2 separate regions of the Homo sapiens genome follow, and region 1 is linked to region 2. A link is a contact called in ENCODE Hi-C or POLR2A ChIA-PET data. All regions are on one chromosome and are shown on one strand. Each heading gives the region's core, a stretch centred on a gene start or an enhancer-like site at or near the end of the contact. The rest is flanking DNA. Distances are from core to core; before and after follow the strand shown.

Region 1 (4,819 bases), core at 777-3,276, 1.5 Mb after region 2:
GCCTGAAGTCAGGAGTTCGTGACCAGCCTGGGCAATATGGTGAAACCCCATCTCTACTAAAAATACAAAAATTAGCAGGGCATGGTGGCATGCACCTGTAACCCCAGCTACTCGGGAGGCTGAGAGGAGAGAATCACTTGAAACTGGGAGGCGGAAGTTGCAGTGAGCTGAGATCCCACCACTGCACTCCAGCCTGAGCGACAAGAATGAAACTCTGTCTCAAAAAAAGAAAAAAAAAAAAACTACCTGTGAATAATCAGTGTTTCATTCTCCCAGTGCTGCATGGAATTCTAAATTGTATTTCACTATTATTTGAGAATGTTCTAAATACAGTCCGCGCACTTCATCTGATCTGGAAAGAAAACACTCAAAGTAAGGGGAATACCCAGCATACTCTGTCCTAAATAACCAAAGGACAACTCAAAACCATTTGCAACTCTCAGGAGAGTCCTGTGTGACACTTATAATTTAAAGCATTCTGGCCTGGTGCGGTGGCTCACACCTGTAATCCCAGCACTTTGGGAGGCCGAGGTGGGCGGATCACCTGAGGTCGGGAGTTTGAGACCAGCCTGGCCAACATGGTGAAACCCCATCTCTACTAAAATAAAAAAATTAGCCGGGCATGGTGGCACGCACCTGTAATCCCAGCTACTCGGGAGGCTGAGGCAGGAGAATCGCTTGAACCCAGGAGGCGGAGGTTGCAGTGAGCCGAGATCGCGCTACTGCACTCCAGCCTGGGCGACAGAGTGAGACTCAGTCATAAATAAATAAATAAAGCATTCTAACAATTCTGAACAAACTGAGTTTGAAATCAAACCTCAATACAAAAGGTGAGTATTAATTCTAACCACTTACAGGCTAAATTCATAAATATGGAAAATTCTAAATCCAGGTAACTGTAGGATAGATACCTTTAATTGTGTTTTAGTTAAATGTCAGACTTGTTTACAGACATGTTGCTTGGTAACAGAAGCACTGCTTTAACAACCCACTCTGTTTTAGAGCTGCTTAAAGTCTGAACAGATTATGAAGTATATATCATATACACGAAATTCAGACAAGTCTTTCCTTATCCTAGAGATCTGTAAGATTTGAAAGAGCTTCCTCATTTCAGCTAACTAAAGGCTTTACAAATACTTAGCAGTGGATATTCTTAAGAGCAAAATGCCCATTGATTATGGTCAAAAGTTGGACACTGAGGATTAACCAAAGTATTTAAACCCAGCATATGCTAACATATTTTAGGTGTTTATCTCAGTAATGACAGTCGACATCACTGTTCATTCAAATTGTCTTCAAAGCCAAGGAAAATGGTAGCATAGCTTTTTCATCGTAAATTAAGCTGGAGGTACTTAAACGTCTGGCCAATTACCAAACTGGCTACACAACCACCAAGCCAGAGTGCATCCAAAAGCTCCATGAAGAGTTTCACGTGCGTCTCTCTGCCTACTTTTCTAGCACGAGCTTCCACTACTTTAACAGGAAAATAAAAAAAGGATTCAAGGGCAGTTTGTGGAGGGACAAAATGAGTATTCCAAAATACAAACAAGACACCGTCCCCAGAAAGAGAGGTTACATACCAGACGCACGCACGCTCCTTGCAACCCGCACACGGAAAACTTAAGTGACCGCAGTTCTGGCCGCGCTCGCCACCGGGGACACCTCCACAGCTCCAACCACAGGCACCCACTCAACTCCGCTTACGGAGGCATTGGGACTAAGGGTTACGGTCCTACAGCGGGGTGTCGGCCCAGCGAGAGGAAGAGGGCCGAACGGACCCCTCGGGCTCCCGTCCCTAGGGAAATGTGAAGTATCCCGGGAGAGGTCCGAGGGCGGCGGCGGCGGCGGTGAAAAGCCCCACTCCTCCGCGTGGACCGGGATCCTCAGGGGTGCGGCGCCACCCCACGTGCTGACGTATGGCCCAGAAGCCGCCTCATCGCACCGCCCCACCAGCCTGGAGGAGCGGGCTCTGTCCCTTGGCCCAGCGGCACGCGAAGCAGGAAGTCCCACCCCCCACGCCGACGTCACCCACGCCACCGACGCCGGTTGCTGCCGGAGCCGTTAGAGGGAGGAGACAAACGAACCGAGGCGGGAGCGGCCACGGGTGACAGCGGCAGCGGCGGGGCCGGGCTGCGCTCCCGAAGGCGTTCCTGGAGGGCCCTGGGATGGACTCAGAGATCCCCAGAGCCCCAGGGGACGGAAAATCTAGCCCCGGGCACTTGCCTTGGAGTCTGAGTGATGCGCGTCGTTGGAGCGCGAAGCCGGTCTCCCTAGCCTCCGCCCGACACAGCGTCTCCAGGGGTTTTCCTCCTTTTCGCGCCTCTCCTTCCCTCTTCCCCACACCATTTGAGAGCCTCAAATGGTAGTCCTGCCGCCACCTCTCTCCCTTCGCCAGCCTGCCATCGTCCCCATGGGTGCAGATATGCGCTCCCGAAGCCGCCTGCCTGCCGCGTCTGCCTCGGGCATCAGCCCACGAGTGGGGAGTCGGCTCAGCTTGCCACGAGGGAACCTCGGGTTAGGACCAATCGCCCGGGAGAGAGCCCTCCTCGCCCCCGCACCTCCTGCTCCAAGTCTCCTGTCCTGGTTATCCCAAGTTCAGGGCCCACCTGGGGTCACATGGGGAACTACTTGTCTTAAGGCTGTAAACAATAGTTGGAAGAGGAGTTGCTAGCTTTTGAGAACTTCCATGATCATCCAAAGTCTGAAACAAAGTAGGCGGTCAGCCTTTCAAAATACGTGTTGGAAGAAACAGACACCTTCCCATCCCCAGCGTTTGTTCAGTGCCTTGGTTGGGCTTTGATTCTCACTGCTTTGTGAAGTACAGCTTATTTTTACCCCCAAGATTATGATTTTCAGGCTGTAGTTATTATTGGACAACTGAGAGGTGATTTTGTTGTTGTTGAAATGAGGGAAAACGGGCCATTAGAAAGGACCGTGTCTCTTAAGAGGAGGGAAAAAAAGGACAGCGAGTTGGTAATGGAATGTTGCTGGATGGATTACATAGATGAGACATGGGAGATAGAATAGAGAATCCAGAAATTCTCATGTATGTGTGCGTGTTTAGTATAATAACAGTAGCTCACATTTGCTGAGCATTTGTGTGGCAAGTACTGGAGTACTTTTTCAGGTTATCTTATTTAACTCTAACATTTCTGTAAGGTAGGTGCAATTGTTATCTCCATTTCACAGAGTTGCCCAAAACCATTACTTTTAAACGCTGGAGCCAGACAACTCCAGAAATCTCTGTGGTAGCCAGTAAACTATACATGACAAATTATTGGTCAGTAGGAAAAAGATCATTCGGGAAATGGCGGTGGCTCACGCCTGTAATCCCAGCACGCTGGGAGGCCAAGGCAGGTGGATCACCTGAGGTCAGGAGTTCGAGACGACCCTGGCCAACATGGTGAAATCCCATCTATTAAAAATACAAAAAGCCAAGAAAAACAAATATTCAATTAACAAACGGAAAGTTGTCCCACTTCCAAACAGTTGTTTTTTGTCTATCATTGTTGATAGGGGTGTGGGATACAATTACTGTCAGGCATTTTTGGTGTGAAGGTGAAATTGGTACAACCCTATTTACCAAAATTTAACATATGCATTAGCCTTTGCCCCACAGCTGTCTCATTTCCGAGGCATATACCCTAAGGAAAATAAGGGATTCATAAGGATACTATTTGCCACCTTTTTTAAAAATAATGCTTCTAGAAACAAGTGTCCATCACTAGGACACTAGTTAAGAAAATTATGATTGGTACATGCAATGGAATACTCTTGACCCATTAAAAACTGATGGAAAGTTCTTTATTTGCATTAAAGTATGTCCAAAAAATATAGTTTCCCCTCAGGAAAAAAAAAGCAGAATGTAGTTTAGCAAGTACAGTGCTGTCCTAATGTGAATATATGTGTGTACATATGTTAATATAAGTGTACAAAAATATCTGGAAGAAGGTCAGTCAAAATACAAGTGTTTTACATTTTGTCTTTTGGACTTTTTATCTGGTTGGTGTTTTTTGTAATTTATTATTTTACAAAAACAAAGTTGTGTTTTATGTTTTAATTAAAGCTGTGCCAGTGAAAAGGGAGCCAGTTGACTCTTGACCTTCACAAGTAGGTAACCATGATGAAGTAACTATGTCTGGGGATCTGAGTCTCAGCTTTTTTGTGTCTATAAATTTGATTATATTCATTTACCTATAGTTGGACAAGCTAACCTACCACCTGGACATCATAGTTTTGACTCCCCAAATTGGACTGGGTATCCATTCTATGTGTTCTCTGTGTGCCTGTCATGGTATTTGTCACACTGTACTGTAATTCCCTCTGTGCCAGTAGATTGTTTGCTCCTGCCATACATATACACATGCACATACATACTTTTTCTGCTATATGTTACACATTTCTTTTGATTTATTATTTGTCATCTACATTTGTATACAGAAGTTTTAATTTTCATTAGCCAAAATGCTAATGAAATCACATAGATATTAAAGGGATACTTGGAACAACTTTATGCCAATAAATTCAGTAACTTAAGCAAAATGGACAAATTCCTAAAAAAATAAATAAATAAATTACCAAAAATGACACAAAAGAAGGAAAAGAAAATCTAAATGTTTCAGTGTCTGTTAAAAAAATTGAATTTATAAGCAAAACACTTGCCACAAAGAAAACTCCGGGCAGATGACTGCACCAGTGAATTTTATCAGACATTTAAGGGGGACAAAGTACCAATCCTACACCATTTCAGGAAACAGAGCAGGGAGAAATACTTCTATACTCATTTTATGAGGCAAGCATAATCATGCCAAATTATTTT
Region 2 (4,803 bases), core at 255-2,754:
GTGGTGGTAGGCGCCTGTAGTCCCAGCTACTCGGGAGGCTGAGGCAGGAGAATGGCGTGAACCCGGGAGGCAGAGCTTGCAGTGAGCCAAGATCGCGCCACTGCACTCCAGCATGGGCGACAGAGTGAGACACTGTATCAAAAAAAAAAAAAAAAAAAAAAAAAATATATATATATATATGTATATATATATTCTAGTGAAAGAGGTACATACACACATTCCCTCTCTCATTTACATCATTGTTTCTAAGTGATATCAAATGAAATTTAATATTAAAATTTGTAAGATAACATAAACAACACAATACACTTTTTTTTTGTTTTAGATGAAGTCTCACCCTGTAGCCCAGGCTGGAGTGCAACGGCTCAATCTTGGCTCACTGCAATGTCTTCCTCCTGGGTTCAAGCAATTCTCCTGCCTCAGCCTCCCGAGTAGCTGGGATTACAGGCGTGCACCACCACGCCCAGCTAATTTCTTCGTATTTTTGGTAGATACAGGGTTTCACCATGTTGGCCAGGATGGTCTCGAACTCCTGACCTCCTGATCTGCCCACCTCGGCTTCCCAAAGTGCTAGGATCACAGGTGTGAGTCACCGCGCCCGGCCCAATATGCCTTTTTAAAACTTTTTCAGGACAATGCTTGTTATGAGTTAATTGGCTAAAAATGGGACCCAAAAATATATTCTATTGACATATTTTGGTTAATATAAAAAATAGACATTTAGATGATGAAAAAAAGCAACAAACAAATTAACCTGAAAAGAAAATTAAAGAACAACTTGGGAAACATACAGTACTCCTCCTCTTCCTTTTCCCTAATGCCTCTTTCCTCAGGTTGTAGAGCATTGTGTGGCCTTCAGGAAAAAATATCAATTTGCTCAATTAAATTAAAATCCAGTTTGTAATGTTGTTCTGTTGACCTAAAGGGAAAAACTGAGGCAAACGGAATGTAAGTAGAGAGTTTATTTGGGCCAAGTTTGAAGACTGCAACCTAAAACATAGACTCAAAGTTCCCTGAATATGTACTCCAACTAGCAGCAATTACAAGTAGCTGGGGTTTTGTTTTATTTTATTTTATTTATGAGAAAGGGTCTTTCTCTGTCACCCAGGCTGAGTGCAGTGGCACAACCATGGCTCACTGCAGCCTGTGCCTCGTGGGCTCGAGTGATCCTCTTGACTTTTTTCTTTTTTTTTTTTTTGGTAGAGAGAGGGTCTCACTGTGTTGCTCAGGCTGGTTTTGAACTCCTGGGCTCAAGCAATCTTCCTGCCTCTGCCTCCCAAAGTACTGGGATTACAGGCACAAACCACCACACCCAGCCACAAGTAGGTTTTTAAGGGACAAGAAGAGGTGATCTTACACTGTTTACTGATATGGTTTGTCTCTGTGTCCCCACCCAAATCTCATGTTGAATTGTAATCCCTACATGTCAGAGAAGTGGCCTGGCAGGAGTGACTGGATCATGGGGGGCGGATTTCCTCCTTACTTTTCTCATAAAAGTGAGTGAGTTCTCACGAGATCTGATGGTTTAAAAGTGTGGCACTTCCCCTTTCACTCTCTCTCTCTTCCTGCTCTGCTACGGTAAGACGTGCTTTGCTTTCCCTTTGCCTTCCGCCATGATTCTAAGTTTCCTGAGGCCTCCCCAGCCATGCAGAACTGTGAGTCAATCTAACCTCTTTTTAAAATAAATTACCCAGTCTTAGGTAGTTTTTTTTTTTTTTTTTTTTTTTTTTTTGAGATGGAGTCTCGCTTCATCACCCAGGCTGCAGTGCAGTGGCACAATCTCGGCTCACTGCAACCTCCACCTCCAGGGTTCGAGTGATTCTCCTGCCTCAGCCTCCCCAGCAGCTTGGATTACAGGCATCTGCCACCACCCTGGGCTAATTTTTGTATTTTTAGTAGAGACGGGGTTTCACCATGTTGGCCAGTCTTGTCTCAAACTCCTGACCTCAAGTGATTCGCCCACCTCGGCCTCCCAAAGTGCTGGGATTATAGGCATGAGCCACCATGCCCTGCCTCAGGTAGTTCTTTATAGCAGTGTGATAATGGACTAATATATGTACCAATAATTTACATTTAAATAATATAATTTATTGATTGGCTGTACCATGTTCTTTGTATCACAAATTTCAGGAACATGAAGATAATGGGCAGTTCAGCTAGTCAGAAACAAAATGGCTTTTTTTTTCTTCAAAATAGGTGTATTTAAACAGAGACAGGGTTTCTCTATATTGCCGAGGTTGATCTCAAACTCCTGGCTTCAACTGATTCTCTTGTCTTTCCAAAATGCTGAGATTACAGGATGAACCAGCATGCCAGCCAAAATGCCTTTAAACAATTGTCCCTGACTGGGCACGGTGGCTCACACCTGTAATCCCAACACCTTGGGAGGCCAAGGCAGGAGGATCCCTCGAGCCCAGGAGTTAAAGACCAGCCGGGGCAACAAAAGCCATGATCATGCCACTGAACTTCAGCCTGGGCAACAGAGTGAGACCCTGTCTGAAAAAACAAAAAACCTGATAAAGGGCACGTTGGCTCATGCCTATAATGCGAGAACTTTGGGAGACCAAGAAAGGAAGATTGCTTGAGCACAGCCTGGGCAACATGGTGAGACCACATCTTCACACTCACACAAAAATTAGCCAGACATGGTGGCATGCACCTGTAGTCCCAGCTACTCTTGAAGCTGAGTGGGGAGAATCACTTGAGCCAGGGAGGTCGAGGCTGCAGTGAGTTGAGATCATGCCATTGTATTCCAGCCTGGGAAACAGAGCAGGACCCTGTGTCAAAACAAAAACCCAAACAAAAAACAATTACCCCTGGGCATAGATGCAAGATGGTGGGGGGTTGTAGGATGTGACTAAAGTCACATACTCATGTCTCTCTGGGCCTGGCACCTCTTGCAGACCTCACATAGCTCAGATTGCTCTGAGCTATATTTCTTTCCTCAATTCACTCAAGAAACTGCGCTATATATGTTGTTACTGCATAACATGATGGGAAGAAATGTAAAACTAATAAATAATTTAGTTTTTTTATGAGAAGTGACAAAAATCTTTAAACCCTTTCATATACTGAAGAAAAAGTCTGAAATAGCATATATCGTAATTTTAAGTAGAAAAGTTAGGGGTATTGAAACCACCTTCGCAAAAATAAACACTGAGAAAATTATGAAAGAGGTCTGACCTGACTGACTCCAGCTTGCTTACACTCTCCAAGCTGCCCTTCTTCATTCCTGGGTGCAGGCCAAACTAACTTTGGGAGGAATTTAATTTATAGTCTAACTTTGAAACAAAGATGATAACAGCAGTTTCCTGAAACAAACCTCCTTCTTGCCAGGGGGACCAGACTGCCTTTGTAAGACTAACATATTAACCACAAGATTAGAAATGATGGCTTAGGAGCCATGCAGCCAGAAGCCACAGGATTTCAACCCTCCCCAGTTGCTCCTAGGGATAATATTACTATTGTAAAACCTGAGATTGGTGCTCAAGATATTTTTTAGACCCTGCATTATGGTGCATCAGCTGGCACCTCCTGATCAATCAGCACTCTCCACTCCCTGGCCCTCTACCCACCAAACTATCCTTAAAAAAATGCAGTCTCTAAATTTTGGGGGGGACTGATTTCAGTAATAAAACTCTAGTCTTCCATTCAGCTCGCTCTGTGTGAATTAAACTCTTTCTGTATTCCAATTCCCCTGTCTTAATAAATCATCTCTGTTTGGACAGTGGGCAAGGAGAACCCACTGGGCAGTTACAGTATTATTAGGTTAATAAATATATTTGTCCAGGAGTTCGAGTCCAGCCTGGACAACATGATGAAACTCTGCCTGTACAACAAATGCCAAAAAAATTAGCTCAGCATATTGGCCCATGCCTATAGTCCTGGCTACTCGGAAGGCTGAGGTGGGAGGATTGCTTGAGCCCAGGAGGCTGAGGTTGCAGTGAGCCGTGATGGAGCAATTGCATTCCAGCCTGGACGACAGAGTGAGTCTCTGTCTCTAGAAACAAAAACAATATATATTTGTCCCTCCATATTGACAATCTTGCTAAATTTTAAATACTGTGAGGTAGAGTAGATTAAAGGGATCTATTGTACCTTTTGCTCTGAGTTAAAAAGTTGAAAACACTTGGAAAGAGCAAGCCATTTTTAAAAGCTGAAGGCATTCGGAAACACCAAGTCATTTTTCAAGCTTGCATAGTAGCTTCTGACCTCTAGTGGGAACTTGGCTTGAATAACTATGCCTACAGTGTAGAGGGAGCCATATCTACTCTTGTTTTGTTTCATTCTGTTGAATTTTTATTTTCGTGTCTTGTTTCTGTGGTTTGAAGAATAACTACTAAAATTTGGTTTAAGTGTAAATCCTCTAAAGAAATTCTTGCCAGAGCTTTTCTTTATATTTTAACTTGCTTACTCAAGCAACTTAAGCAACAGTTAACTTAGGAAGTTTTTTGTTGAGGTTTTTTTTTTTTTTTTTTTTTTTTTTTTTCCCCATGCAAAAGAGGTATCGTTTGTGTTGAAACCTGGGTTTCACTGGACAACACAATTTACCTGTGGTTGACCTGAGTTTCACTGGACAACACAGTTTACCTGTGGTTGGTTGTAAAATGTTCTGTAATTCAATAAAATAAAGATAAAATACAAGACTCTTTTGGTGGATAAAAATTAATCAATATTTTGACTTTAAAGAAGCTTTGTGTTTCTTTTTAAAATCAATGTTTTGACTTTAAAGAAGCTTTGGTAAGAATGTTTCAACACTGAGTAACATTCTGTTGAACTTTGCAAACATTGTATATGATTTTA

The links. A loop is a pair of places that touch in the nucleus more often than their neighbours do. ChIA-PET counts read pairs that join two places held with the same protein, here RNA polymerase II (POLR2A).
Region 1: a map of B cell shows a loop between it and region 2 (6-fold over the local background). The contact joins the promoter of CEP83-DT here to the enhancer-like site in region 2. A Hi-C loop is called at or near these places in 1 of 168 maps with a recorded cell type or tissue (B cell). POLR2A ChIA-PET finds 5 or more read pairs at or near these places in 2 of 52 experiments (K562 and OCI-LY7).

The regions. Positions count from the first base shown.
Region 1 is chr12:94,457,977-94,462,795 of GRCh38, forward strand. CEP83-DT (CEP83 divergent transcript) reads left to right here and starts at 2,027. Exons shown (of 1, transcript NR_027035.1): 1 at 2,027-4,594. It overlaps CEP83 (centrosomal protein 83), which reads right to left and starts at 1,891. Exons shown (of 17, transcript NM_016122.3): 1 at 1,581-1,891. RefSeq lists an enhancer at 2,308-2,357.
Region 2 is chr12:92,939,792-92,944,594 of GRCh38, forward strand. No RefSeq gene overlaps it. Among named protein-coding and RNA genes, the nearest start is that of EEA1, 13 kb to the left of the region's middle. Within about 2 kb of position 1,505, at least 3 of the 41 ENCODE cell types and tissues checked have a DNase peak (open chromatin) inside an H3K27ac peak, as active enhancers do; they include B cell, where a contact is called at or near this core.